2 separate regions of the Mus musculus genome follow, and region 1 is linked to region 2. Evidence: chromatin loops called from intact Hi-C (ENCODE). Cell type or tissue: left cerebral cortex. All regions are shown on one strand. Each heading gives the region's core, and the rest is flanking DNA. Links, peaks and the distances in the headings are about the cores only.

Evidence for each region. Peaks named below come from ENCODE experiments on the same cell type or tissue, not always from the same donor. Only the 100,000 strongest peaks of a DNase experiment are listed, where the experiment ranks them.
Region 1: it touches region 2 in a loop (2.5-fold over the local background); 3 of 42 quality-filtered maps call a loop at or near these places.

What each region holds. Positions count from the first base shown.
Region 1 is chr1:159,380,777-159,396,471 of GRCm38, reverse strand. No RefSeq gene overlaps it. Among named protein-coding and RNA genes, the nearest start is that of Mir1843b, 48 kb to the right of the region's middle. In left cerebral cortex, for the core only: a CTCF peak has its summit at 6,251; DNase peaks (open chromatin) are centred at 6,241, 7,746, 9,799, 10,184 and 3 more places; H3K27ac peaks cover 1,381 bases.
Region 2 is chr1:159,674,091-159,689,785 of GRCm38, reverse strand. All of the region lies in intron 1 of Tnr (tenascin R), which reads right to left. Among named protein-coding and RNA genes, the nearest start is that of Gm31348, 100 kb to the left of the region's middle. In left cerebral cortex, for the core only: no CTCF peak of the experiment used is centred there; DNase peaks (open chromatin) are centred at 8,369 and 11,393.

The sequences.
Region 1 (15,695 bases), core at 2,601-10,600, 290 kb after region 2:
CCCTGAGGAAACACAACATATCCTATCGGAAAGCCTGATTACTGGTGTCCTCTATCAATTTTACCCTGAAAGGATAATAGCCCAGAGGTATGAGGCGATTTGCCTAAGGACACACAGCAAATCAACAGAAGAGAAGAGACTAGATGAATCCAGGTGCGTTGATGACCTTCCAGTTCAGATTCAGGAGAAAATCCAGGAGCTAGAGATTTGGACTGAATCCTGCTCCATACGTTTAGACAAATTAATTCTGCCCTGGGCTCTGACTGCCCTTTCTGAAACACGAGACAAGAACAGTGAGCTTTGAGGAAAGTCGGAGAGAGTCAGGGTCAGTCTCCTGCTTCTCCCTGATAGCCAGCTGCCCACGCCCTTCCACTCCATGCCCTTCAAGCTCATTTCCTTGTTCTCCAAGAAACTGGGAGAAATGGATATTTTGGGGTTACCTCAAAATGCAGACTCGTATGTGGTTTCGCCCCAGTGACTCTCTGCTCACAGACCTTGGAGGTGTCCTGAGCCTCAGTAGAGCCCCTAAGAGCCATTGATAGTCATCTCATGAGAAGACCGAAGCCAGAACCTCTTTCTGCTTTCAGGCACCCACACCGCACCTATGCGCATGCGCCTTCCTCCCTCCTCCCCGCCCCGCTCCCCACACACCACATGCACGCAAGCACAGAAGCCCTCTTATGAGGATAGACACTCTTCACCTCGCACCCCTAAAATGAGAAAATGTCCCTAGTAGTACTGGAGTAGAGGGATGAGGGGAGCCCAATTTGCCTTGTTCATCTATCCATCCATTCAGCAAACATTTTCCAAAAGCTTCCTACATTCTGGATATTGTTTAAAACTCGGAGATGGGGGTTAAAAGTCCTAAACATTATGGGATGCGGAAGATGCATCAGGGGCAAGGGGATTGAATAAGCTATACAATGTGCTCTCTCTGTAAGTGGAACCCATGTTGTGTGGTCCTTTCATTCCTCAGGAAGTCAATATGGGGGACACTTTCCCATCAGCCAGCCGTCTGCCTGGAATGAACAATAACACTGCTCAATGAAAATGTAACGTAGACCATGCTGCATCTTACCCTAAAGTTTGTAGTATATAGGAAAAAATTATAACAGCTCATAGTAAGTTTAATAATATGTTTTGTTTAATCTAACATATCCTAAATTCATCTTAAACTTATAGTTAGAACAAAAGAAAATTACTAAGGAGACACTCTGTCCCTTTTGTTTGTGCTGGGTCATCTGGATCCTGTGTGCGTGTTGTACTTACAACAGCACTCAGTGAGAAATCCACACAGTGCTCAGTTGCCACAATGTTTGTGTGTGTTGGGGGTGGGGTGGGGTAATTGTACCCTACTGGAAGCAAAAGAGGCACAAAAGAGGCAAAGCTCACCTAGCCTGCTTGGTTCTTCTTCAGAGCCCCAGGTCCTGGACTCTTCTTTTTCCCTTGGGGGTGGGGGGAGGGGTTAGGATATGTATGGAGGTCACAGCCAAACTTGTGAGAGTGGGTTTTTTCCTTCTACCATTTGGGCTCTGGGAACTGAACTCAGGATTGTTCACAAATGCCCTTACCTTCAAAGCCATCTCTTCAGCTCCTAGGTCTATATTCTTGAGCATACTTCTTGCCCATGTCCTCAATCAAAAGACGAGACAGCTCCCATCTACTTTTTCTCTCCCTAAGTCTCTCTTTGCCCTTTTTCTTTTAAGTCAGGCTATCCTGTAACCCAGGATGACTTCAAACTCACTTTATAGCCAAGGTTGATTTTGAACTTCCGATCCTGCTGTCTCAACCTCCCAAGTGCTGGGACTACAGGTCTCTGTTGCCATAACTTCTTTATGTGGTGCTTGAAAGCAAACCCCAGGTTTCATGTGCTGAGCAATCTCTGTACAAGATGAGCTGCATTTCTGTACCACCCTCATCACTCCCCTTTCTCTTCCAGAGACCTGCTCTGCTCCCGGTGAGTCTGATGTGTGACATCAGTCTCTGGGTGCTTATGTGGCCAGATTGCTGCATGTAGGGAGACTAGAACAGACATATGCAGCCCCTGAGAGTGACACTGGAGGAGTGGGAAAGTGGGTCTCAGCCTACCTAGGTCTCAGGCCAGAAAAGACCATCTTCTTGCTTGGACATACCCACCTTTATTATATTAAAACACTGAAAATCCTTCCTGGGCTCAACTTGTGAAATTGGCCCCCTCTTGTCCTTGGCTTTAAGGAGGTGTCTGGGATCCAGAACAGAATGCAGTTGGAGAAAGCACTCCCTAGCCATTCTGCCTTCAGTGTTCTTTCTGCTGACTTGTGTGGCCTTCCTCGGGTCTATCCCTGACCTTGAAGGTCAAGTTCATCTCAAGCAAACACTCTGATATTAAGCACAGAGAAGCCAGGGACATCTCAGGCCTGGAGTTTTCTGCAAGCCATTTGGTGCCACTCCCTGCTCAGACTTCCTCTCCCTAACCCTCCTTTTAGACATCCCCTCAGCCATGCTTGGACAGCCCACAGGCATGAAACTCAGTCCCTTACTTGGCTGTCCCTTTGTCCTCCAAAATATCTCCCTCCTATCCTCCCTGCTCCTCTCTCCTAAATCCCATCTACAAATAGAAAATAATTAATAATAATAATAATAATAATTCTGTGAGAGCAAATACAAATAGTTGGGAGCTATTTGACATGCTGGCTTCAAGACCCTTCTAACAACACCATAAGATAGACACCCCTTCCCCATGTTAGAGGGATGTAAATGAAACTGAAAGCAGTGGAATTATTTGTCCAAGTTTACAGTTCATAAGTACAGAGCCAAGGCCTGCCCGTGTAACTTCAGAGATGCCTGTATCCTATTAAGCAACTTAGGGAAAGTAAAATGAATGGTCCATGCCCACAGGAAATGAAATCTAGGCAAGGAGACAGTGCAGCTGCATGGAAAATTCCTAAGACGGTTTCTATCCAGAAATGTTTTATAACTAGGGAATCTGGAAGAAGAAGAAGAAGGCAGTGTGCATGCGTGGGAGGGGCTGCCTAGCTGCCTCAATAGCTGTGGCAGGCTCCAGGCTCCTGCATCCTGCTCTCCCTGCCTGCTGAGTTAGTGCCCCTGCCCACTTCCTGGCCCCTCCAGTGTGAGTCTCACACAGCTCCTCCAGCCTGATTGACTGCAGCAGAGAGACAACAACCCCTTAACCCCACCCCACCCCCAGCTAGCTTAGCGAGGCAGCATATGCTGCTGTGGAAAGTTGAACAATTGCACTTCTAAATAACAGCTCAACATGGAATAGAAGGGATGTTGCAAGGCAGGAGATGATTAATTGCCAAATGAATCATTGAAATTGTAATTTCAGTGGAATGCATGATTGCTGCAGGCCGGAATTGTAAGGAGAGACCAGGAGGAGACTGAATGGCCCGGCCAGGCAGAGAGGGCTGTTCAGCTGAGGGTCAGGGGTCAGAGAGGTACTCCTGAAAGGTTGTCTGAGACCACAGCATAGAGGCAAGCTTTCACTGTAGTGTCAAGAGCCCCTTGGAGCGAGGACTGCAGACCTGCTTGCCACGGGGATCTCCCCATGATGACCCATCGCACCTGGCCTCCCACCTGCTCTCTGGCTCTGTGGGATGCTGGCTCGCATCCTCCGGCCTCCTCTGACCTACTAGCCTCCTTTGTGCATCAGCTGCTCACGCTACACAGTAGGTAAGAGGCAGATCTCTCATCTATCCCTCGAGTGGAAGGGCATGCTGCTGAGCTGGAATAAGAAATGAAAATTCAGCATGTTCTGTTATGTTGGGGTTCGTTTTTCACAAGAGCTCCAACACCCCTGAGCCAGGTCCCGTTGCCTGAAATGTAGGACAGTGTCATAAGCAGAGGCTACCACTGCAATCTCAGCCTTCCTCCTTACTGGGTGTTGAAATTGTGTGGTCTTCCTTAATTTTCCTAACCTTCCTGAGCCTTAGTTTCCTTATGTGGGAATGTGTGATGTGGAATTGTACTCGAACAGCTCCTGCCTAGGGCAGGCTCCTGGTAACCCAGATCCATAAAGGTGGAGGCTATTGGGCTGGGGAGATAGTTCAGTTAGTAAAGTGCTTGCCATACAAGTCTGAGATTCAATCACTACCACCCATATAAAAATGTGATGTGCAGGGGCACACCTGTCATCCCAGCCTGATGTGGTGGGGCACACCTGTCATCCCAGCCTGATGTGGAGGGGCACACCTGTCATCCCAGCCTGATGTAGTAGGGACACACCTGTCATCCCAGTTCTGGAGATGCAGAGGTAGGAGGATCTTGGGGCTTGCTGGCCAGTCAGTCAAACTGATGTGATGAATTCCAGGTTCAGCGAGAGACCCTATCTCAAAAACTAATATGGGGAGTTATAGAGGAAGACACCTATTCTTAACCACACACACACACACACACACACACACACACACACACACACACACACACACACACACACACACAGAGAGAGAGAGAGAGAGAGAGAGAGAGAGAGAGAGAGAGAGAGTTTATTATCAAAGAATGGGCCAATAACAAACAATAAAACCATCTGTTTTAGGGAGGCATTGTAGGGAGCAGAGGAAACCCTGAGTGACAGAAGTCTTGGTGATTTGCACTGTTGCTATGAGCATAGCCATGTCAAAGATTCTATGCCTCAGCCCCATGGGAGTGGCTAAGCCTTCCCTGGGTGAGCCTCAGAGGCAAGTTCTCCACGGGAGTCTGAGTTCAAATGATTGACGAGTGTGTACAATCATTTGAAAGAAAAAAAACAAAAAACAAAAAACTAGCAACTGCAGCTTCATTCTCCTGGATGTCTGTAGCCTGAGACGGTCACTTCAGACACCTCCTAGCAAGTCTAGCTAGTCCCCCCTCCTCCGCCACCCCCTCCCCGTGCTGTACCTGATAAACACACTGAGGTTCTGGGTTACAGTAGGATAGGCGCCTTTCCATCAGAAGGTACACGCCCCACCTGATCTCAGCTTTCTGTACATGTGTCTGTCTGTCTGTCTGTCCTTTCTTTATTCCTTCACCAACCCCAGTCAGGGTTCTATGACCAAGCCATGTGGGTTATGGCAAGACATGACACACTGGAGACAGAGGCGGGGGGGGGGGGAGGGGGAGTACCACAAGTTAAATTAAGGCTAGCCTGATCTACATGGTGTCAGGCCAGCCAGAACTACTTAGTGTTAAAAACAAACAAACATAGATAGATAGATAGATAGATAGATAGATAGATAGATAGATAGATAGATAGATGATATGTTTTGAGCTCCCCTTGGGATGTTGTTATAATGGGTGTGGCAACCTATCTATGCCACATGAAGTAGGGACACAGCCTTGTTATGGTATAGGAGTTACAAGAGAGTGCACATATGGCCAGGTGAACAGGAAAGTAGACTACTGGTGAAGAGGAACAGAGGTGTGAGCTGTGTGCAGCTGCTGATGTGACTGAGCCCAGGCCACAGGGTGCGCTGTAGTGCAGCCATCTCAAGGCAGACGAGAAGGCTGCAGAGATGTGCAAAAGCCTGTTTCTTTAAAGCAAAAAAGGCAGAATGGAATGTGGTTGCAACTGAATGACTATGTGAAGGTAACTTTTTAACGCAAGAGTAATTGCGGAGTTAGGATATAAGAGGTCTGTTAGGTACTTAACTAACTTAGAGTTATCATTAGGTTTTAGATGTAAATGTGTAGTGCTTAAATAGGCAGTGCCTTTGAGAGGCTAGTAGACCCTCAGCCTCTAGGAGGGGCAAACTCAACTTTGACTGTGGATATGAGCGACTATGGCCAGAAATAAGAGTTAGGGGCAGTGGGTCACTACTCCAGGTTGGGGGGCTAGGCTGCATGTAAGAAGTGACCCATGGTGAAGGGTGCTGGGGAAAGTGGGTGCACTGTTTCTTCTGGGGCACTGTGTGGTCCAGAGCATAGCAGTGGAGAACTGCCTTTGAATCTGGAGAGAACAGCCACAGCACATATATAAGAAAATAGCCTATGGCTGGGGCTGGGGCTGGGGCTGGGGCTGGGGCTGGGGCTCTAGCTGGAGCTGGTAAGGGACATCAGGAAGACTGAACCGGAAGAATACGGGCCTGGATCAGCTTGACATCTTACATTTGTTCTGAGGGCGCTCTAGCAGGCCATCGGGTTGTATTGGGGGCGCTCCACTGTGGTAGACACACTGACTTGAACCTCCCACATCTGTGGCTGCGTCTGCTCTATTCATTTACTTAGGAGGACCTTGGAAACCCGCAGTCTGACATCGCCCCTAGTGTCCACCGGAGGAACTGCGTGAAGGCCGCCCAAGCCTTCCTTCCTGCTGCTACAGTCAAGCACCAGGCCTCCTGGAGAGCTGGGATTTTATATAAAGTCTTGCTACCTCTTCCAAATCCGCCTCTCTCAGGCTGCGAAGGTGAAAGAAGCAACACAACGCTTGAGCTTTCTGCTGCCTCACATTTGGCTTCAGCCAGGTGCCCCAGGGCAGGGTGGAGAAGAAAAGTCGGTCAAACACAATCCTTACCCTGAGCCTTCAAAGGATCTTCTGAAGATCTCCTTCACTTTTCTAGTCGGAAAACAAAAGCCACTGGGAGGGCCCAGTGAAATAGCATATGCCAGGCTTGTAGAACACTGTCAAGCCCAGGGCACTCAATTAACCGTGTTGTTGCTGCTCTGTCTATACTGAGGTCAGATGACCTGCATCAAGAGCTGGAGAGGGACCTCACGAAGCCTGCACAGCAAGGAAATGAGCAAGGATCAGGGAACACGGGATGCCAGGTGCATTAGAATTCAGTAGCTTCTATTGCAGTGGTTCTCGGGGCTTGTATATCAGATATCCTGCATATCAGATCTTTACATTACGATTCATAACACTAGCAAAATTACAGTTATAAACTAGCAATGAAATAACTTTATGGTTGTCGGGGGTCACCACAACAGGAAGGGCTAAAGGGAAGGTTGGGAACTACTGTTTTAATGTGCATCTAGGTATGCCACCAACCTTGTATATGCTCAAAAATTACTCATCAGAATGTGAAGTTTAAAGAGTGAGCTGATAATTTTCTTTGCTATATCTAAAAGCTTTGTCTCCCGAAGTACACCCATTCCTATTTCATGCAATGCACCATGACCCCCCCCCAAAAAAAAACAAAACTCTGTCACTTGCATTTTCCAGTCTTGTAGAGTGTTTGCACATGCTCAGAGGTGGGTATGGTTCACAGAAGATAGAAAACACTCCAGGTCATAACAATAATAGGACTACAGACTCAGCTAGTTCCCTTTTGCCTTCTAGGCTCTTCTATGGTTTAGGTACTGTCCTAGGTACTGACCCGTTTCTACATATTAGTGCATTTAATAAAACATAAGGTAAATGCTACCACATGCCCCTCTGCACGCGAGGGACCTGAGACATAGGTCTGAGAAAGGCAGAGTCGGGCAGCTCTGGTACCTGAGAGCAGATTCCTGGCCCACAGCCTGACCTCTAATGCTGATAAGTCGGAATGGGGCCCTGCTGGAGGAAGATGGCACAGTGCACACGTGTCGGTGTTGGGGCTGCCAGATGGGCTGTGCCATCGGGCCGTTTTCCCTCTCTAGTGTCATATACAAGTGTGAATTGTGCATTGATTCATACAAACACAGATACATTTCCATCCAAAGCGCTGGCCGCGCATTAGCCAGCTGCCAGCACTGTCTGTCGCAGGAGCGTCTGGTGTGCAGCCACCGTCAGGCAGATTTATGTGGAAAAGCATTTGCGTTCTGGACTGAGCCAAGCTGTACTCTGTAAAGCCTGCCCTCCCCTGGCCCTCTGCAAGACTTGAACCCTCTCTACACTCCCACACACCTCTGCAGCCAGCTGTCCCAGCATGTCTCTCTGGATAAAGGCAAATCCCCAAAGCAGAAGTGCCCTTTTCATAATTCGCCAGACAACCTTTGTTTCAGGATTTAACCACAAAGTAAGAAGCAAAGCTGAGCCTCCAACACATGCCTCTGTCCCAACAAAACTGGCAGCAAGTTTGAGAGACAATTAAAGATGGGTACAGCCAGATGTAGTGGCACATGCCTATAATTCTAGCACTAGGGAGGTAGAGACAGGAAGATCAGAACAGAAGGTTGTCCTCAGCTATGTGGTGAGTTTGAAGCCAGTCTGAGCTCTGTGCGACCCTGTCTCATAAAACTGACCAGATGATTTGGTAAGATAGCTCAGCTGTTTTTTGCCTTGTAGACAAGAGGAACTGAGTTTTATCCTCAAAACCCACGAAACAAACCAGATAATAGTAGTGAGTTAGGAATCCCAGGACTATGGAGGTGGGAAAAGGTGGATCCTTGGGAGTCACTAAGCCATCCAGTTTAGCCTACTTGGTGAGTGAGATCCAGGCCAGTGAGATGTGTCTCAAAGGATGTAGATGAGAATTGACATCTGGGCACATGTACAAATATACACACTAATGAAAATTAAAACCCAAAAAACCAAAATGGGGGGGGGTTCAAGACTTCCGGTCTATGTTCTTTGTACAGATGAAGGTTGAGGCACATAAAAGTTAACTCAACTGCCCTAAGTCACATAGTAAGTAGAGAAGTAGGCTTGGTTTAGTAAGTAGTCAAACATTGAACCTAATTGTTAGCTCTCATTTTCCCAGCTTGCCCTAAGTACGGTAGGCAGCTTTTAAAAACTAACAGGAGGGGTGTTCCTTTCTCACTCTCTTCTCACATTCCAGGGAGTGGGGATGTGCCCAAAAGACAGCTGGAGAGGATCTGGACCTGGGAGGTTAGGCCTTGGGTAGCTGCGGGATCTGATGGAGCCACAGGCTCTCAATACCAGTGGTCTATGGTAAACTTGATTCCCAGCCCTACTCTATTCTGAGCACTCAGTCAGCTTCTAGGATCCCACCCTGTAGGCTATACTCATTTGGTCAAATGGATGAAAGTGGCAGCATTTTGTCCCTTGTCCTCCTAGGCCATCTACATCCCAGGTGATTATGGATCATCTATCAAAACGCCCTGCACCTGTGGCAAGTCAACTGACCTAGTTTTGGGGAAGCCATAGAGACCATATCAGGTTGATTCAATATATTTATAGGTTCAACATACAGGAAAAAATTCATACAGAAAAAAATGTGTAATTACAAATGAAGCTACATCCAAAGGAAGCTCTTGATGTATCCACACACAGCCATAAAAACTGGTAACGTAGAAGGAACCAGAGGCACTTCCCAAGACCAAGTGAGCCCCCAGGACAGCAAGTTTTCAAACTGTGGGTCTTTAGTTTGTGGGTCGCATATCAGATAGCCTGCATATCAGATATTTACATTATAATTCATAAGGGTCACAACATTAGGAAGGCTGAGAATCACTGCCAGAGGACCAGACCTTCTACTGACCTTGACAATAAAAAAAAAGAATTATTAATTTTGGCCACTTATATGGTCTGAAAATGCACAACAGGAGCCAAAGCTACACAAAGAAACCTGTCGGGAAAAAACAAACAACAACAACAACAAACCACCTAACAGGAAAACAAACCAAGACTAAAAGGATTACTGTTTTGTCTGTTTTACAGTTTAAGGTATTATATTTTACCACAGTATGAGAAAATCACAGCCAATAGATTTCCTGCACCCCTCCTCATTCCTAACCAGAGTTCACACATCAGAGCAGTGTTCCAGGGGCAGACCCTGTGTTCCCTTAATAGTTTCATTTTCTTTTCTTTCCCAGCACCCATTATTGTACCTGACACTCAGAAGATAGCCAAGAATATTCGTAGAATAACAGCATGTGTTTTCCTTTCATATCAGAGGAGGAGAAGCAGGAGCCAGATGGCTGCAGCCCGGGATTCTCCCACACTCTCCGCTACGGACTGCAGCACCATGTGGCAGGGGCCAGGAGGGGAACTTCTTATCACACAGCCACCAGGTGCTTTTCCCCTATTGGTGCACATACAGAGGTGGGAATGTGCACACTCACTAACACACCAAACACACACACACACACACACACACACACACACACACACACACACGTTTCAGAAGACTATTCACTGAAATAACTAGTAATACCTTGAAGATCAACCTGTCCATTTTACAGATGGCAGCAGAAGGGCCAGTGGACATTTACTCATAAATATAGATGGTTTCTGGAAGGGCAGAGCCTGGAATCTGCCCTCCAGGGATGTGGATGAATAGCAGAGAAGCAATCTGCAAAGCCTCGCTTGCAATGGACTAGTGCACCCTCATCCATATATTACAAACTTTATCTGATGGGATGGCTTGTGGGTGGGGTGTTTGGGAGCTTACAGCTTGGGAGAATGGAGGCTTTGCAAATGAGTTAAAAACTGTACCCACCACCACCATGATCAGCAGCAGCAGCAGCAGCAGCAGCAGCAGCAGCAGCAGCAGTGAAATAGCTTGCTGCCTTTCTGTCACTTGAAGCCACAATAAAAAACTGACTGCAACCCAGAAGAGAGTCCTTGGTGGATCTTCACCATTATAGTCCTCTGATCCAGCCTTCTAACCTACAGGACTGAGATAAAAACATAATGGTCCAGGGAGCAAAATTGAGGGAGAGGAGGTCATGGGGCCACTGAAAGCAAGAAGAGGAAGGGGATATGGTTTTGTCATCATATTTTAATTTTAATATTTCAAAGACAAATATTACAGTAGGTTGTCATTGCAGCCTAAATGGATGAAAATTCAACTCTCCTAGATTTTCTGAGGAGGCTCTGGCTGCTTGACTCCTAATCTTGCAATCAAAGTCCCTGAATCAGCTCTGAGGACCACCGGGACCTGCCCTCCACTTGCTAGCCTAGCATTACCAAAGCAGCACCTTTTGGGTCTCCAGCCTACTTTCAGTGCCTGAGGCTTGAAGTTCCCATTGGGAAAGCACACATAGAGGACCTTCTGGCTTCTACCCCTCCCACCGGTCCAGCACATCAGGAAGCAGAGCAGAGCAGAGCATCAGTGCTAAGAGCTATCTGTTATGGAGACTAGTCTGAGTGATCTGACTTCCTCTAAAACAAATACTGGCTTGTCTAAAATATTTTCTAGTTTTTTTGAAGTATTGCTACCATGGGTACCTGAGCTGGTTTTAGTAGATGTTCATTTGTGACATAGCTGACAAACTTAATATCGCCTAACTTGGCTGAGAAAGTTATAAAGAATTTTTGTGTTCTGGGGACAGACAGGATACAGTGGGGCTACATTAAGACATTTTAGCACAAACATCTAAACACTGGGTGTTAGTGACAAAAAGAATAAATAGTACTGCCTTGGGGAATGTTCCAGTAAAGATGTGAAGGTTCCAAGAGGGATGTCGATCTTCCCATGGTGCACAACTGAAGCTAAACTTTGCTAGAACTGTAGAATAACAAGTCACAAAAACCTTCTTGGAGGCTGAAAATTAAATTACTTCTTGGATTCTTGGATCACAATTCTGCATTGGTCTAGGTATGATCTCCTTGAAGGCAGGATTGGGGAGTGGACACTCCTTCTGCTTGCTACAGTTTGATGATTGAGCCATTAAGAAGACTAATTGGAGAAAAGATATGCCAGCCTGTCTGTACAGGGCCATCCCACAGAGAAGGAGGAGGAGAAGGAGGAAGAGGAGGAGGAGGAGGAGAGGGAGGGGGGAGGAGAGGGAGGGAGGGGAGGAGGAGGAAGCTAGGCAGTAGTGGTGCATGCCTTTAATCCCAGCACTTGGTAGGCAGAGGCAGGCAGATTTCTAAGTTCGAGGCCAGCCTGATCTACAGAGTGAGTTCCAGGACAACCAGGGCTACACAGAGAATCCCTATCTCAAAAAACTGAGGAAAAGAGAGAGAGAGAGAGAGAGAGAGAGAGAGAGAGAAGAAAAGAAAAAAGAGAAGGGGGAGGAAGAGAAAGAAGAAAGAGGAAGAGGAGGAAGAGGAGGAGGATGAAGAGGAGGAAGAGGGGGAAGAGGAAGAGGAGGAAGATATTCATATATCCAGGGAGGCCTAGGGACTCAGGTACCTTCTCTTCAGAGAGCAGAGGAGCATGAGAGCTACGAGGAACAGAAAGTGACTTCTGATCAGGATCAACAGGCTGTCAGAAGAGTGACAGCATCCCTATGGTCACTTCTACCTCCAATCTCTGCTCTTAGGGTGTATTTTTCTCCTGTGGGCCGAGCAGTCCAGGAGGGGTGCTGGTCCTTGAGTTCCACTAGGAGGCTCTGGCTTTGGGCTGATCTGGAAGTGCAGAAGGAGCCTGTCCTCTGTGAACACTGAGGACTTTATTCCTCAAGTGCCCTCTGGCTGCAGCCAATAGCAAACCAAATCCACAGTCTGTCTGTCTTTCTTTGAGGTGTCATTTTGTTGGGATTGGCCAGGATTAGGGAATTGGGAGAGGCAAAACAATCTCAAAGAGGAAACTTAAACTCTCATACATTAACATCTCAGCAAGCACCCCTCAAACTGGTTAAAACTGCTTAGTTTAAAAACCGAAGCCGGGCGTGGTGGCGCACGCCTTTAATCCCAGCACTCGGGAGGCAGAGGCAGGCGGATTTCTGAGTTCAAGGCCAGCCTGGTCTACAGAGTGAGTTCCAGGACAGCCAGGGCTATACAGAGAAACCCTGTCTCGAAAAACCAAAAAAAAAAAAAAAAAAAAAAAAACCGAACCCTGAGAGCAGCTGGGAGCTTTAACCTCTCTGCAATGCTAAATGGTAACTCGAGGGCACTGGATATAGTTAAGCACCTTTTGTGGAGGAAGTGGAGGGTCCATGTGTGCATGTGTGCTGTGCAGGTGGAGGGAAACTCCTGAAGGGAGAACACAGGGAGATGGTGGGGGAGGGCAGAAGGGGAAGAGAGAATCGATGGAACAAGTTTTGTTTAGAAAAATGCCACAGCAAAACCTACGTTGGGAACTCACCATCTTGGAATTCAAGAAGAATATGCAACACAGAAGGGGAGATGAGAACAGAAGTGATTTGAAAGAATTCGGGAGAACAGTGGGAACTAATGGCTTATGTGCACTGGACACAGCCAGGGGAGGCAGAGGAGAGGAAAGTGGATTAAACAAAATTAAGAGTATATAAAGAAACACTATGAAATCCCACTAGTTTTTAAGCTAATTAAAAGTATAATTTTCAGTGGGGAGTTTGAGGAGAAGTACTCCACGTTAGCGAGCAACACTGCTCCCAGAAGGCATAGGTTATTAAATAGAAATCTCAGTGCCAGGCACAAGTTATCTCCGTATGCATTAATAATCAGACAGGACCTAGAGGCACCTAAGAAACAACATGGACTATTGCCATTGGTCTTTATTGCTCACCAGAACTAGAAGATAAGATCTTTCTATGGAAGACATCATACTCTGGTTGCAAGATACAGAGAAATCAAGCTTGAATTGGCCAGAATATTGTCCCTGGTGGTTAGCTTTTGCAATGCCAGAAGGCACTGTCCAGGATGCTGGGGAAGAAAAGGAATCAATGGTCTTACCCAGCACTGGACCCTGCAAGCTACAAGGCTGACCTGCTGGGCAAGAAGTACTCGCTGTTGCAATAGTGACACATGATTATGGGGTAAACAACCACTCTCTTGATTGGATTTGAAGCCTGTTCCACAGGAGGGAATTGATTCCTGGAACTGCAAACATGCTCAAAACTCCAGGTTAGGGAAGTTATAGGCCCTAGGGGAGAACATATTGATGTTACTTTTTATAAGTCATGTCTAAATATTTAAATATCTAAATATCAATATATTTAGATTACATATTTAAATATCCAACAGTCATCTAAATATTTGTGTTAATATCCATCGATTTGTGCTACTCTGAACCTTGATTAGAGAAGCTTCCTCCTACAGTCCATAATGGTTAGTCCAGAGTGTTTATGATGCTGAGAATTAGTGACTGTGAGTGCTCAGCTATGGATGGGCTATGATAGCAGTGCCCTTCCCAAGGCTCAGAGAACATCAAGGAAGAGGGGCAGAAAGAATGTAAGAGCCAGAAAAAGGAGTGCTGTGAAATTCAGTCCTCTGCACAGGGCCTGGCTTTTGTACATGTGAACCACAGCAGATGTGGTTATCTACACAAGATTTGCACAAGATCAAGCCAATTAAAATTCCATTGTGGAGGCTGCTGGAAAGATGACTCAGCTGTCAGAGGACTAGGGTTCAATTCCCAGAATCCACGTGATAACACATAACCATCTGTAACTCCAGTCTCATGGGAATCTGATGCCTCCTTCTGCCTTCTCCTGGCATCAGGCTTGCAATTAGAACTCATGCCAAGAACTCACACACACACACACACACACACACACACACACACACACACACACACACAAACACACACATCAATACCAGCATGAAGAAGGGAAGAGATCCTGGGGCTCCACTTCTTCCTTCCTTCCTTCCTTCCTTCCTTCCTTCCTTCCTTCCTTCCTTCCTTCCTTTCTTTCTTTCTTTCTTTCTTTCTTTCTTTCTTTCTTTCTTTCTTTCTTTCTTTCTTTCTTTTTTCTTCTCTTCTTTTTTATTGGTTAAGTTATTTATTTGCTTTACATTGCTAACTCAGCTTCCCCTTCCAAACCCCTCCACCCACCTCCCCTCCCCTTCTCCTCAGAAAAGGGGAGGCCTCCCATGGACATCAACCTGCCTTGACATATCAAGTTGCAGTAGGACTAGGCATATTTTCAGCTGTTGAGACGAGACAGGGCAGCCCAGTTAGGGGAAAGGGATTCAAAGGCAGGCAATGTAGTCGGAGAGAACTCCTGGTCCCTCTATAGGAGTCCCACATGAAGACCAAGCCACACAGCTGCTACAAATGTACAGATGGCTTAGTGCCATCCCTTGCATGCTCTCTGGTTGGCAGTTCAGTCCCTGTGGGCCCAGGTTGGTTGATGGAGTAGGTTTTCTTGTGGTGTCCTTGACCTCTGACTCCTTCACTCCTTCTTCCACAGGATTCCCCAAGCTCCATTTAATGTTTTGCTGTGAATCTTTGTATCAGTTTCCATCCATTTCTGGTGAAGCCTCTCTGATGACAATTATTCCAGGCACCTGTCTGCGGGTATAGCAAAATATCATTAATTTTTTATGATGTCAGGGGTGGGCCCCCCTCATGGTATAGGTCTCAAGCTGGGCCAGCCATTTGTTGGCCCTTCCTCAAATTCTGCATCATCATTTACCCCCGACATATTATGGACAAATTATGGGTATAAGATTTTGTGGCTGGGTTAGTGTCTCAATCCCTACATTGGAAGTCTTGCCTGGTTACTGGAGATGGCTGATTCAGGCTTTATATTCCCCATTAGTAGGAGTCTTAGCTAGGGTCACCCTTATAGAATTCTGGAAGTTTCCATTTTCCTAGATTTCTAGCTTGTCCCAGACATGAGCCCCCACCACTACCAATTCCAGTTCTCTCTCCTTCTCCACACTTGATCCCTCCTGTTCACCTCCCCACCCCATCTACCACCCAGTTCCCTCCCTCTATCCATCCATTCCCATGTCTACTTTATTTCCCCTTCTCTGTGAGATTCAAGCATCCTCCTTTGGGCCCTCCTTATTACTTAGCTTTTCTATTAATACTTTCATCTTAGAAAACTTACCCTTTAAAATATATGCTGCTCACATTACCTAATTTATTTCTGAATAAGTATACCATTTAACACATAGATTTCTGCATTTCATTGGCTCTTACATTTCATTTCTAGACCTCCCCTAAGGAATGAACTTGGGGCTTTGTACCTATTAGGAAAGCAGTATAGGACTTAGGGAGGCGATCCTGAGGTTC
Region 2 (15,695 bases), core at 4,901-12,900:
TGTGGACATTTCTTCTGCTCTCTTACTTAATTAGAAGCAAAGTGTGTTGAATACGTGAGATGAAGGTTTCTATAGACATGTTGGCGAGAGTTCCTCCCAACTAAGCCTCTTGCTTGCCCATGTTCCAGCCCACCCAGCAGATGGATGTCCCAAGCACAGACTCTGTCCATGAAGGAGCTAAAGAATCAATTCTTAGAGATTCACTATGGCCTGCTGCTGTGCCTAGCTGACAGCAGACAAGCTGTCTGACCTAATCTTTGCTTCCAAGAAACCTGCACTGTGATTAGAGAAACAAGATAGAGACAGATGGTAACCCAGAAAACTAATAGAAAGTTATATGTCACTTGGTGGGGAAATTCGTGGCTTGTGCAATTCTATTTTGACCAGAACTCATAGAATTGTCAGCAAAAGATAAAACGCTTGCGCGTGATATCTGGATGTCATTGCAATCAATGGTATACCACAACAGAATTCCGTTTATTCATTCATCCAACAAGTACTTATCAAACATTTACTCCAAGGATATTTTACCCTTACAATGATTTTTACAGTTTGCAAAACACATCTACAAACCCTGACTATTTGATTCTTACTGAGTAGGCAGTTCAGCCATAGATGAATCAGAGGCTCAAATAAAGAGTAGATGACTTTCCTGCTTTGGGCTTACCAACAAAGTCCAGGACAGAAGGCTACAACTTCTGTTAGTCACTTCTATGCCCACCACACTTAGCAGAGGCAATGTGCACAGCTTGGAGTCGCTGTGTTGAGCCTGTGGCATGCGTTATGACTCTGGCCTTATGCATCATACGAACCCCCCTGTCTTACATAGTTACAGATACAAAGGGAAATCTGTGGATTTTATCCAGATTTTCACACTTACTTTCCTACCCCCATAAACTCTGCTCTTTTTTTTTTCATTTTTTAATCCATTTGTGTGTGAAAGAGCAAACTCCTGCCTTGTGATCTTTGTGAGCCTCTCCGGAGGGCCGGGATGAACTTTACAAACTTACCCCAATTCCAGACTGAGAGTTGTGGACATTTGCACTACTTTCCTATTCTTGTCGTGCCTTAAAATCCTGATTACAATTGTGACTGAGGGCAAGAGAGGTAAGTGTAAAGGCAGGGCTGGGGTTTGTAGGGGAAGGAGTAGCTTCGTCAGGGGAAGAGGAGAGATGTGTAGAGTACTGTAGGGATGGATTCCATTACTTTGCACCATTGCCTACCACACTCTAGAGAATTGGAATACTGATTCTGATTCTAAAAGTATCTGTCCCCCCTAGGCTACGTATCTGAACACTTTGAACACTTGGTCGCCAGCTGGCGATACTGTTAGGTGAGATTGTGAAATCTCTGGAAGGGGGAGACTAGTTAGAAGAAGTTTCTCACTAGGAGACAGTCCTTGAGGTCTACAGCTCAGCTCCGCTTCCAAGCATCTCTGTGCTTTCTGTTTTGCCAAGATATGAGGAGGTTAAAATTCTAGCTGCAGAGTCCCACATCGTGGTATTAACAACTAATGTGCTTTCCCTACCACGATGTCATGTGTCCCCTTAACACACGAGCTAAGACAAATCTGTCTTCCTTTCATTTACTCTGATCTGGTTTTCTGTCTGGTAAAAGTAACCAATACAGAAAATTGATACCAAGCCAGGGAGGGGAGGTTTATTATGATAAACATGATCACATGGCTCATAGGTCTTTGACTTTTTGTTGCTAGAGTACCTATGGAGTGCCATGAGCAGAGCTGCCTAAGCTATTCTAGAAAGGATTCAGAGGCTAAGGATGCTGATAGAAATATGGACAGTGAAGGCTGAGGCCATAAGCTTTCATATGAGAACAAGGTCTCCACCAGGAATTGGGCTAGCTAAAATGGCCACATAACATACCTTTTGATAGTTTCCTGGTATCGTTAGGAAGGTATACCAGAGAATATCTGCCTTTGATGTAACTCCAATCTGTCAATCATAATAAATATCATCATTTATAGATGACTTTGCATTTATTTTCAAGTGTAAAAAATTGAATATTATAGAAAACTTAAAAAGCACAGAAAGTAATAAATTAGAAAATACATATATTATATGTGCTTATAGACTATATAATACATGAAATATGTATATGTGTATCTCAGTATTTGCAGTTAATTATTTTATTGCTTTGGCGTATTCTCTTCCAGCATGTTTGTTTCACATCTACCTTTATATTAAGTTATATTATGTTATTATGTAAATTCTTATGTACTCTAGAATACATACATTTATAGTTATATTTATGTATCCCACTCTACTTCTATATGATCTCAATCCAAATAATTTTGCCTTACCTAACCTCACTCTCTATGATTTATAGTTTCCCAAGTGACCTTTCCTTTTGCCCAGGGAAACATACCTTAAGATAAGAAATCTTAATTTTAATAGCTTAAGTTTAACTGTTGACTGTAAAAAATACTCCAAAGTTCCTCCTGGAGCCAAATGCATTTGTATATCATTTTGGATGGTCTTGTTCATAACATTCAGTGGTATTAATTGACCCTTTGGGTAACAGGCTTAGGCAGAGCTTAGTTTAGAGCTGTAGTTTCACACTCTCTATAATTGCAGACAGTAAACATTTCCAACTCCTGGTGGTTTTCCACCCACTTCCTCTATGACTTTACACAAGGGGTAGGAAGTATGTGTCCTCTGGAATCTGCCCTCTCCTTTGTGCCAGGAAAACACTCTACCCTCGCCAAAGTCAGAGCCCACCTTATCTTCAGCATCCTATCATCTTGGTGGCTAGGCATGGAGAGGCCACTGAGGCAGCCACGTGGGAGAGCACACTAGAGGTAATTAATAGAGATCCTTGCTGCTGTTTTCTGGAGGGAGAAAGCCTCTCCAAGCAAAGTAAGATGGAAAGAAGGAAATGGAGAATGGCTTGTCACACCCACCCACCCTGACAGCATGACAGGTAAGTTAGCAAATGCTACACTGTAAGGAATTGCAAGCTATTTTCTGCAAAGTGGGCAAAGACTCGGGGATTAACGGCTGTACAGTGTGATAGATGTTGCTAAAGAAAGCCATAAATTACCAGCCATAAACCTGGCAAAGCTTATCCGATTGCATGATTCAGTCGGAGGACCTGGCAAATTCCCAGAGCTGTGGAGTAAGGGCGGGGTTGGATGCAGGGGCTGGCAGTGCATATCTCTGGCCTGAGGGCACAGATGGTGAACTTGGCAGACATCCAGCTTTGGAGGCAACAATGCTACTGGGCAGACTTCGCCTTCTCTGAAGTGCAGTCCTCAGTTAGAATTGCTAGGAAAGCCCAACTAAGCCGTGGACATAACCTGGCAGACCGCAGTCTTTTTCCGTCTTCCGTAGCTGTGGGGCATCTAGCCAAAGGGACCTTCCCTAGACACGAATCCCAAGAGCAAACTTCTGTTTTCAGAGATGCAAAATTAAGTGCAATATATTGAAGTGTGATCAAGGGAAATCAGAAACAAACAAAACAAAACCTCAAAGCAGACTCCTGGCTGTTAATGCCCATTAGCAACCAGGCCCTAGGCCTGTCCTCATATTCTCCAAACCTTCCCCTTTCTCCCCAGCTTTTCCTGTCTGCATTTCTTATCTGCCACTATGGTTTGTAGGAAAAGGTTGGGATAATAAAAGTAGAGAAATAAGAAAAGAGAGGTAAAAGAGAACCAAGCAGAAAGAGTTGAGTAGAGATGGATCACAGGGGGACAGAAGAGAACCATGTTTCCCAGACTCTTCCCCCACCCTAGTTCCCATGACCAGATAGTATATCTGGTTAACTAGCAGTGGGAGATAGGCACACACTACTCCAGAACTGTGTTCTGTTTTCCTACCTTCCATTTTTTTCTGCACACACACAATCACACACACACACACACACACACACACACACACACCTTCTATACACATACTTTTCAAAGAGTGTCTGTGTACTATGAGTAAATAGGTTTCATAGATGATGGAAGCCTCTTTGCTTCTCCTATGGTGTTGAAAGGATATACATAAATCCTATTAACCCTGTGTCTATGCAGAGCAGTAAAGGCAAGCTGGCTTCCTGCACAGATGATACTCTGTATAATAGGGAAACAGATAAGAGCTAACCAAACACATGAGGTGGACTCCATGTGAGGATGAAGGCTCAGAGGGAGAATGAGCACCTGCATGGGTATAAATTGGGTATCTATCTATCATGTGTCAAGTAGTGATACAATAGCAGAAAACATGGTTGTAGCAATTTACCGTGTATTAATAATTAATTAATTTAGTAATAAAGCACTTTGGAGAGGCTATTGGTGATACTAAGTATTTTGACTTTTCTGTCTCTGGGAAAACATGGTAGAACTATACTTTCTGACCAGTTGCTGCTTGTTGGACCCATGTGGCTTTGAGTGGAGGTGATCTTTGCCATTTTCAGGACACAACCAATGTGAGACCTTCCCAAGTGATTCAAGTTGGGTCTATAACTGATAAAAATAAGCAGAGGCGACTGGTTTGTGCCATGGATATGCATTGTGAAAAGAAAAAAAATAATTTATTATTTTAAGCCATGAAAGTTTGATGACATTTGTTATTAAATTATATCTTAGCTTTCTCCTGACAGCCTTTTTCCGAATCTGTGCTGTAGAAGGTTTTGTCCCCTAGAAGGTAGAACATCTACTCTGGGTGGATATGAACACATTGGGTACTGATCTCATCCTGGAATCTGCCATAGCCTGGCTGAGGAGATCAGTAATATACATCAGGAAGAGGCAAACCATCATTTTAAGTACACAGCTTCTCCATAAACATGTTGGTTGCGTGTAGAAGTGTATCAGTCAAGAGAGGTGGACCAGGGGTAAAAGATGAACAAAACTCAAAGGGAGGAGTATCAAAGGCTGGGTGGCAAGGCAAGACTGGAGGCTTTGGAGTGAGCTGAGTCTGAATGAGTTTATTGCTATATAGAATGTTCTTGGTGGGAGATAGACTGAGCCACAAAGCAAGGTGAAGAGTGCCCAATGTCCTTAGTGGGGAAGTCCACATAAATAGTGACCATCTCTGAAGCATCAGGAAGGCTGTGTAGGCAGGGCTTCTATGCCAAGAAGAGCCTGTAGACCCTGGCCATTTACAGAGAAGGTAGCAGAGTGGATGGGTGGGGCAAAGCAGGTGAGTTAGGCATGCCTGCTGCAAGAGGCTGCTATGGAAGCTCACTGGGGGAACTCTGTCTTCAGTGGCAGCCGTTTCTCCCCTCGTTCCCTGCAGAAGGTAATAACCTGTCACCAGAGCAAATAAAGTCTGATTTACATGAAATTTAATGCTAAGCATTTTCCTTTATTCCCTTGCGCCTCGGTGGCAGGCTGGCAGTACCAGCACAGCCGGGCCTGCTGTGTGCAGTGGTTGGATTTCACTGGATAGAAGTTTAACAAGAAATTACTTCCGTGTGGCGGGCTCTATTAGTCTGGGTAGGGAGCCTCTGTCAGCTCAGCAATATGCAACCTGTTTCATTTGAAAGAGGTACAAAGTCAGATGGTGAGGGTTTGGAAAGCTGGGAGGAGAGGGGAACGTATAGGGAGAAATGCTCTCAGTTTCAGGGTTCTGGTCCTTGCCACTCAGCTTCACGGTGACTGTTGGCTGGGCCTCAGAAAGCCGCATCTGCATCCTTATGGTTACTTCTGTCATTGCATCACACACAACTGAACGTGTTCTTGGAGGACCAACCATGGCTGTGCCAAACACAGTGGCTACAAAGACACAACGGAGGCAGAATGTATACTTCCCAAAATCAGCTCCTCACACAAAACAACTTCCCTCCTCCTCTTTCTCCTCCTCCTCTTCCTCCTCTTCCTCCTCTATCAACATTCCCAGTGCATCACCCCAAGCTAGGGAATATTTCATGAACATCCTTGTACCTTGTTAAAGTCCATTGATTTAAAATGTCTGCATTTCTCTTCGGTATTTTAACAGACCCAGCATAAATGCCACCATCTTCAGCAAGCCTTCTTCATCTCTCATACCAGGATAAGACCCCTCCCCCACCCCGTCCGTGCTCCCAGTCAGTGCTGGGATGTGTTCCTAACTCTTCACTGCCTTGTTCTATGTAAGTGACTGGGCTTTCTGCCTCTGTACTACACAAACCCCTTTAAGGCTTAGCATAAAACTGTAGTGATTAGGGAAGAAAGCAAGCCGCCCCCTGGGGGGTTTCAATTTATTCCTGTATACTATATGTATTATGATTAGGGGGCTCTGTTGCCATAATCTGTTAGGGAAGAAAGTCCATGCTCAGAGTTAAACATGTATTCCATACGGCAGGTGGGCCATGGGGGAGGGGCATGCACACTGGCCAACTCTTCCTGATAGGGGAAAACTCAGAAGGCTGCCTTCAGAGAACTCACTAGCTTCCCCCATATAGTGCTAGCTTTCCTTTCTTTATTGATTTTCTCTGTCCTTCTGATCCCTGTTTAGCTCACCAAGCTTGCTTGCTCGATTAATTAATTGATTGATTGTTGATTGACTTCTAATTGGCCTGATCCACTCGCTTCCATCTCATCCCATTTCCTTTCTGGAATCTCTTTGCTATCTAACACATTGAAAGGGAGTCTTGCCTTAGTTTCTTGCCCTAGTGTTGAGATGAAATACCCCAACAAAAGCAACACAGGGGAGAAAGGGCTTAGTCAGGCTCACAGGTAAGTGATACAGTCGTCATGGTCAGTGGTAGCCAAGGCTCCAGGAGCTTGAAGAAGCTGGTCATATCAAATGTGCAATCAGGAACACAGAGCAGCAAATGCACGCTGCTTGTTTTCTCTATTTTCTGAAGGCCTGCATCCCTTGTCAGTAAATACTCCTGACCATAATAGAAATGGATATTTCCACATCACTTAACACAAATAAGATAATCCACCCACATACACACCTGTATGTCCAATGGCCCATCTCCCAGGTAAGTCTAAATTCTGTCAAGTTAGCATTTAATACGAATCATCACTGGGGGCTGATCAATGATCTCTCCATGGTTTATTCTGGGCCATGGAATCTTGGGGTGCCATCCTTTGGCATGTACTAGGTGTCTTTTATCGCCATATGAAAGCTTGGTCAGCATGGCTGTGTGGAATGGCAACTGCCACGGAACTGGGGATGGGAGCTTGGGACAGCAGGGCTGGCACAGAGGCTGGTAGCCATGATTCAGGCCTTTCCCCTGCAGAGAGCCACACTGCCTCTATGACACATTCATGATAGGATCTCACGGTTTCAGAATCTGCGGCACTGACATTCCACACATCAGCTTTTCTTGCCCCATGCTTGATTATCAGCTGCAGCAGAGCTGCACCAGGAGGAAAACCTGCTGCCCCAGATGCTGTATTCCCAAGCCTATTAGGGATGAGTTTTACATTTTTTTCTGCAGGCAAAGATTATCAATGCCATTGCTCATGCAGATAACTAGGAGTGGGCTGTCAATATTGCACTTATTAACTGTGTGACCCTCAGCCAGTCACTTCACCTCCCTGAGCCTCTACCCCTCCTCGGTAACATGGGAGGAAATTGCCTAGAAATGTTGCAGCACACAGGAAATGAAGACCCAGCTCCGGGTCTTGTGTGAACAGGATACCCAAGGCATAGCAGCTCCTGCTATTCGTAGTAAATGGACTCAGATCTCCTGTCTATAGCAGCGGGTGTCTAGCTGAGCATGTCTTGCCCAAGGGAGTTGAACAGGGGTCACTGGTCAAATGCAGGAAATAGGAGGTAAGCATAAAGCAGGAAGGCTCCAAGTAGATCCAAGTACAAGCTAAGGACAGAGATGGAGAGGGAGGGCAGTTTAGCTGTATGGATAACTAGATAATTGCAAGATGAAAGGGCTGATAGAGAAGGTAAACAAGATTGATAAAGGAGATTTAAAAGGAAAGGGAAGTCAGCCACTGCAAGGAATATAAATAGATCACAGTAGCAACAGGATAGATGCTGTGGATGGAAAGGGCCCATAAAACAGAATAGACAGAAAATATAAACAGTGCAAATAGTGCAATGGAAAGAAGGTGAAAATGACAGGAGCAGAAAGATAAGCACATTACCCAGATAGATGCTCTGACCAGCAGGGAGGAAGGAGATGACTGCATCACAGCTGGACCACCAATGAGTGAGAGGGAGGCTCCAGGATTAGCCATGCCTCCTACTGCCTCTGGCTCTGGATGCTAAAGGGCACCAGGACATGGCTTAGTGAGGAGACCCCAAAGCCAAGCTAGAATGAGAACACATGGAAACCTGGTCTGAACTTTGCCACTTTTTTTCTGCACTTGTTACAGAGAGGCACCTGAATGAGAGCCAGTCAGGAGATGCCAGCCCCCGTGGCTGGCAGAGAGGGTGAACGGCTTCTGCAGTCTTTGATGCTGGAGCCAGGGCTAGGGTGGTCAACAGCCTTAGTGGAGTTGTGTTCTTTCTGGGCAGAAAATTCTCTCCTCTCCTGCCAAGAACTGAAGCTATCACCCCAGTCCCTTGCCCACAGTAGTGCTACCAAGTGTCAAGAAGTGCCTCTCATATGGGAGTGTTTGGAGAGAGGACAGGGGGGAGAAATGTAGTTATATCAGAATCTCGAAAATTAAATAATGTGCCTCTCCACCACCACTCAGTGTTTCATCCAGATAACTGTCTCAAGTGAGGAATATAACTATCATTCATGACAACTCGTTATAAACATTTGTTTAATCTGGGCCAAAAAATAAAGGGAGTAATCTTGTTTCCTGTTTTACCTCCCTCCCCTCCCCTCCCCTCCCCTCCCCTCCCCTCCCCCTCTGTATCCCTCCTTCCCTCCCTCTCTACCTCCCTCCTTCTTACCTTCTTGCAATTAAGATTCAATAATTGTGTAGCTAACATACAATACAAGGCATTTTATAAGGACTAGGGAGTGCTATAGGCAGTGGGGATGAGGAAGAGTCAAGGGAAGGGGGTAAAGTCTGCAGGGAGCTGGTGAGTGGGTGAGTTCCTTGGGTGGATAGGGAATGCAGTCTAGGCAAAAGAGAAGGCTTGGCCAAGAACACAATGCATTTAGGTAACTACAAGTTTCAAAAGTCCAGCAATGGGCAGACGGTGCAGGGAATTTGTATGGATAATGAGTGGTCAAAGTTGGGAGCTTGGACTTTGCTTGCCTCCGTGGTAACCCACAGAGAGTTCTGAGAAGCAGGATAAAGTTAGAATTCTGAATGATGGTTTGTAAAATGACCAGGAGGATGCAAGGCTGGAGACTGAGAGGCCAGGGTGGATTTCTAGAGCCATGAATCTAGAGAGGAGAAAAGTGTACCACTCCCAAATCCCTTATTTTCTACTGTCTTTCCTCTTTGGGAAATAACTCTGATTCTTATCTCTGGTAGGTTCTGCCTTTTATCCTTCCATTCATTTTCTTTCCCCCTCTTACTTCTCCTTCCAGGGTCAGCTACTGTTTTTTTTTCCTTTATTTTTAAATTGGGTTTTATTTCATTTACATTTCCAATGCTATCCCAAAAGTCCCCCACACGCTCCCCCACCCACTCCCCCACCCACCCACTCCTACTTCTTGGCCCTGTCGTTCCCCTGTACTGGGGCATATAAAGTTTGCACGACTAATGGGCCACTTTTTCCAGTGATTCATATGCAGCTAGAGACACAAGCTCCAGGGGGTTACTGGTTAGTTCATATTGTTGTTCCACCTATAGGCTTGCAGATCCCTTTAGCTTCTTGGGTACTTTCTCTAGCTCCTCCATTGGGAGCCCTGTGATCCATCCTATAGCTGACTGTGAGCATCCACTTCTGTCTTTGCTAGGCCCCGGCATAGCCTCACAAGAGACAGCTATATCTGGGTCCTTTCAGCAAAATCTTGCTAGTGTATGCAATGGTGTCAGCGTTTGGAAGCTGGTTATGGGATGGATCCCCAGATATGGCAGTCTCTAGATGGTCCATCCTTTCATCACAGCTCCAAACTTTGTCTCTGTAACTCCTTCCACTACTGTTTTTAAGGATGTTATTGGTCCCCATAGCAACCTAGACACACCAGAGAACCTTTTGCAAGATGCTAAAGCCCGAATGGCATAAAAGAGAGAATACAAAGTCAAAGAAGAGAACTCCACCCTCCAGACATTCTCTCATAGAGTGGACCCAGAACCCTCTCACACCGAGAAACTGATTTGGACAGGCAGATACTATGGGGGGAGAAAAAATGGAGAGGTGGTTCTGGTAGCTGATGCAAAATGCAGTTTGACATTCGTTTCTGAGGTGTGGTGAATTATTTTGACAAATTCAGTCTTGCCATGTCAGTCATATGTTTTGTGCTTTTCCAACCTAACCCCTCTGAGAAGATCGAAGGGTCAGACGAACAGGACCATGTTTGCTGTCTGCCCCATAGCACGTGACATGGTGGGATACACTGGGTAAGGGCTCAGAAAAGCCATAAATGAATATCATTAATGAATGAAGCTAGACAGTACACCTGGGGGTGTCTACTTGCATATGCAATGTGATTAACTTTTTACAGGAAACCCAGGGAAAGCTGTCATTCAAAGTAATGCCTTGGCTGATTCTCCCACTGCTCAATATATCCTTTGAACTTCTCCTGGAATTATCTTTAAAGCTAGTTAATGAGCCACACAAGAATAGCAGTCTTACCACATTATAATCGTGGCAGGCACATGGAGTCTGCTCTCTTCCTTCTGCAACTCTCAAACTAAGGAAGCTTGTGGGACTCTTTACCCACTTTCAAAGAATCTTCTTTGCAGGTTTCATTTTGTAGGCTCAAAATGTCCATAACATTTTACCTACTCTTATTTTCAATCAGAGAGGGAGAGGAGAGGGGGGTGGATTTTGTATTTGGGGGTCAAAACAAGGAGAGCTCATATTTTCCCGATCCCCCATCATCTTATAGCATGTGGATTTATTTAAATTCATAGTGCTGTCTTTCCATAGTGAGGATGGGGAGAGTCTGGGTAGTTTTATAAGAAGAACAAAGGGTTTCACATCCTCGGGAAGTCTTCTTTGAAAACAAACAGTGATCTGAAAGGTGCCCGGTTCTGAGTGATGGTAAGTCCTTCCAGGTTTCCAAATGGGAACCCTGCCAGGCCAGCCATCAAATCTGAAAGCTCAGAGGAGCAAGCATGACAGCTGCCTTTTAAAAACTCATAGAAACTCCCGCATGGTGTGAGGCAGGACCAAGCATAGCATAGGTCTTCAGTGCGACAGTGACATCCCCTAGCATACAGTCAGGGAGCCTGGTCCTCGATTTCTGTATGGCCAGGGTCTCCCTTCAGGGCAAGGGATGTCCGAGTGTGTGCTGTGGCTGCATGAGAAGAAGCCTCTTGAGTAAGCCCCAGAAGCTCAGACCCATCCAAACAGGAAGCTGATCCTCCCTTGGCATCTCGATGAAGTCTCTTGGCAGAGAAGCAGGTCCTAGCTCGTCAGAAATTCTATCTTTGGCAGCCATGAGCAGATGGATTGGGGTTTCCTGGGGTCAAGCATTTGCACTTGTCCAGCTCCTCCTCCAAAACAGATATTTATAGTTGAAAAACAATCTGTCGATTGGGAAGTGTAAGGAATCCTCTCCTCCAGGAGGGGGTAAAAAGAGAACCCGTGGTGGGTGTTCCGATGCTTACACAGAACAAGGCCTTCAGTTGTCTCCATGACAGAAGCTTTGACACCTTTAGGGCAAAGTTCCTTACTTCACTTGGGTTGTCATTTTGTAGATTGAAAAATGTAAATGATCGGATAAGATGATGTGATGTATCCTATCCATCCATCTACATCTATTCTCATGCTTGGATCAGAATTAGAGATCTGTTCATGTCCTAGACCATAGTAATACCAGACAACCCTACAGGGCAGGACTTATCCAAAGGGCTCATCAGCCAATTAAATTCACAAACTCTGGGAGGTATCAAAAGGACCCTCTTTCTTGCTTCAAAAGCAAAATTAGAACAATATTCTGAATATTATGTCATGGGTTTCCCTTTATATGCAGTTCCTTTTCACCCTACTTTTGATGTGGTGTCAGACACCTCTGAGGTTAGCTGAATGATGCTCTCTGCCCTCCTGTGATAAAGAAAAAAGGCCGCCACCAGTTGCTGGTGTCTTACTCTAGGCCATCTTAAACTTCAAAGTGAAAGCAGTTTCTACTCCCTGACCAGCCTCAAGTTTTCTGTTATAGGAGAAGAAACAACACAAGTCAGCAGGACAGGTGTGGATAGGCTGAGGGCCTGGGACAAAACCTCCTCTTCCTCCCAATCCCCAAGTTCCTTGGGGCTTGATTAGATTCCAAGGAATGACCATCCAGAGACTGCCCCACTTGGGGATCTGTCCCATATACAACCATCAAACCCAGACACTCTTGTGGATGCCAACAAGAGCTTGCTGACAAGAGCCTGATATAGCTGTCTCCTGAGAGGCTCTGCCAGTGCCTGACTAATACAGAAGTGGATACTCACAGTCATCCATTGGATGGAGCACAGGGTCCCCAATCAAGGAGCTAGAGAAAGGACCTAAGGAGCTGAAGGGGTTTGCAGCCCCATAGGAGGAACAACAATATGAACTAACCAGTACCCCCAGAGCTCCCAGGGACTAAACCACCAAGCAAAGAAAACACATGCTGGGACTCATGGCTCTAGCTGCATATGTAGCAGAGGATGTCCTAGTCGGTCATCAATGGGAGGAGAGGCCCTTGATCCTGTGAAGGTTCTATGCCCCAGTATAGGGGAATTCCAGGGCCAGGAAGCAGGAGTGGGTGGGTTGGTGAGCGGTGGGGGGGGGGGGGGGGTTGGAGGGGAAACCAGGAAAGCAGATAACATTTGAAATGTAAATAAAGAAAATATCTACTTTTAAAAAGTTCAAAAGCAAACAAACATAAAACAAAGCTAAAAGAAAAGTGCCTATACAAGTAGAACTCCACACTCCTAAGTCTGCGGCTCAGGAGCTGGCTGCCAAGCCTGACAGCCTGAGCTCTGTCTGTGGGGTCCAAACAATGCAGGACAAGAACTGACAGCACTCGACATGTCTCAAGAAAAGGAGGGATTTCTCCAAGTGACAGCCGTGGAACCTGAATGCACAGAGGTTTAGATTCCTTGCCTGACAAGCAAATGACAATACAGATCTTGAATCGATATTGGTGCTATGAATTAAAGTGTATCTTCCCATAAAGGCACAGAGAAGCCCTAACCCCAGCTCTTCAGAATACGACCTTACTTAGAAATAGAGTTCCAAGGATGCCATTAAGTGAGACAAGCAGGTGTATAGGTACCTTCATCCTATGTGACTGTCTTCCATAGAAGAAGGGACACAAATGTGCAGGCACAGAGGGAAGAACACAGGAAGCCAGGGAGAAGCCAGTCAGTGATATATTTATGAATATATATATATATATACATATATATATATTCTGTAGGATATATATATTCTGATATATATATGTATATATGTATATCATATACATATATATATCAGAAGTGATATATTTAAATTCTCAAATGTGCTAGAAATTGTGGCAAACACAGATGCTTGCTAAGGCCAGGAAGGCTTCTCCCTGGGCAGGGTTAGACCCTGTTCACAGGAAGGATACTCCCTCGGCAATGTTAGAGAGCATAACCCTGTTCACACCCCTGCTTTGCATTCTCAGTCTCTAGACCTGTGAGACAATAAAACTGCTGTTGTTTCAAACCAAAACACATTTTGGTTCTTTGTTACGGCAGGCTTAGAAAATTCCTGCTAACTCTGACTGCATGGTGTTTGAAAAATGTCAGCCACATAGAAGGTTCTGAAAAACTGAGGTCTACACTAAGAAATACGTGTTATTTTATGCTCATATCACATTGTAACTCTAGGTACAAGGTCTGAGGATCTTCTATTCACAGACAACCTTGACTACTGTCAATATTTTCAGTCTCACAATAATGAGAACAACAATGAAAAGAAGTTGTCAACATTATTACTAGTCTACAGCTCCATTTTTTAAAAATGGACTGGCTTAATTTATTTTTAGCCTTTGGGGCTTATAACTAATTAGTACAGCTGAATATATATTAACTGCAAATGAACATCGCTAAATCTCCTCACAGCTCTGAGAAGGGTGCCTTGGTACTTCCTGCACAGCCAACCACATGGAAGCAGCCTGAGCTGCAATGTGCCTGCGGGTTGTTATTTCATCACCTCCCTTTCTCTGCTTCCCACTCAGTGACATTGATATTAACAAAAGTGACCTCATAGGACCTGCACGTGTGCTCTGAGATCTTTATTCCCTCTTCACAAAACCTGAGAAGTGGGCACAGTTACTCCTTGCAGAAAAAGAAAATGTTCGAACCAATATCACAAGACAGGAGCCTAGGGACAGGAGGAGGGTAAGATAATTGTCCTCAAGTCCCATCAGTCATAAATATGGAATGGGATTTGAACTTAAGTTCTGAGACTTAAGCACTAAGCCTGGGAACTGTCATTTTCTGTAAAAGTGGCTCATGGAGAGGTTCTGGAGCAAGCCTCCAGGGTAGGGGACATATGTTTGCTGTGTGTCAAGAAAATTGAGATAGTAATATCTTGTTCATTTTCATAACAGCCTAACAAACTATACCATTCCCATCTTATGAATGAGGAGTTTGAAAACTAATGAAATAGCTCGAGAAAGGGCTCTCAGCCATTTCCTCAGACTGGGGATTTTAAAGGCACATCTTTCTGATTCCATGATGGTGGGAGTGGGGCTTACACAAAACAAAACAAACAAACAACACCCCTTCCCCCAAAAACCTCAGTATTCTCCTTTCTGCTTTGGCATCCTGTTTCTCCCTCTCCCCCTCCCCTCCCCCTCTCTCTCCCCCACTCCCCCTCTTGCCTTCTCCCTCTCTCCTCCCCCTCTCCCCCTCTCCTCCCCTTCACTCCCTCTCCCCCTCTCCCTCTCTCATGTTCCCCCTCCCTTTCTTACTATCCCTCTTTTCTGTCACTAACTGAGGTGGGTTTAGAACTGTTTCCTGGTCTTTTCTGTGTTTTAGAATAATGAGATGTTTGACTTCACACTGGGACAGACATTTGATGTTCCTCAGAGGTCCAGAATTTACATGACCTAAGTGTACAGCTCTGCAAAGACGGTAAGTTACCTGGCTGTTACAATCCTGCATAAACTTCCTAGAAAAAGTAATCAGTAATAAAGCAGTGTCCACCCAGCCCTGTGTGTCCTAGGATGTGGTAAGCATAGCATTGGGAGAATATGGAAGGGACAGTCACCCAAGGCAGAAGGGCTTTTCAAAATGGTCTCTGAAGGACAACTCATGACAGCCTAGAAGAGAGTTGAATATTGTGTGGGAGTCTATTTACAGTCATGGGGATCCCCATTTAGAGACACTGAATGCTCTATGTACACTGTCTTGCCCTTTCACTCTGTTTTGCTTTTGATCTTTCTGCCCCCCCCTTTTTTTTTTGCCTTGACATATTACCTCATCATTTGTTCCTGCCTGCTGCCTTCAGCATACAGGCAGCCCTGTGCATAACCCCACTTAGTGAATCTAATGTGGAAAAAGTGACTGTTTTGACTAAAGTAATCTAGCAGCATAGTGAGACTCACAGAGCCACAGGATGCTAGTCACGTCAGTTAAGGGCTGAGGGTCACCTACTTGGGATGGTCTTTAAATAATGGGATAAAGCTTGTGGCTGACACAATGTGAAACTCTTCTGCCATCACACCTGGCAAGGAGATCACAGTCCTCTGGATTGCGGTGGCGGGTATACAGCAGCCCC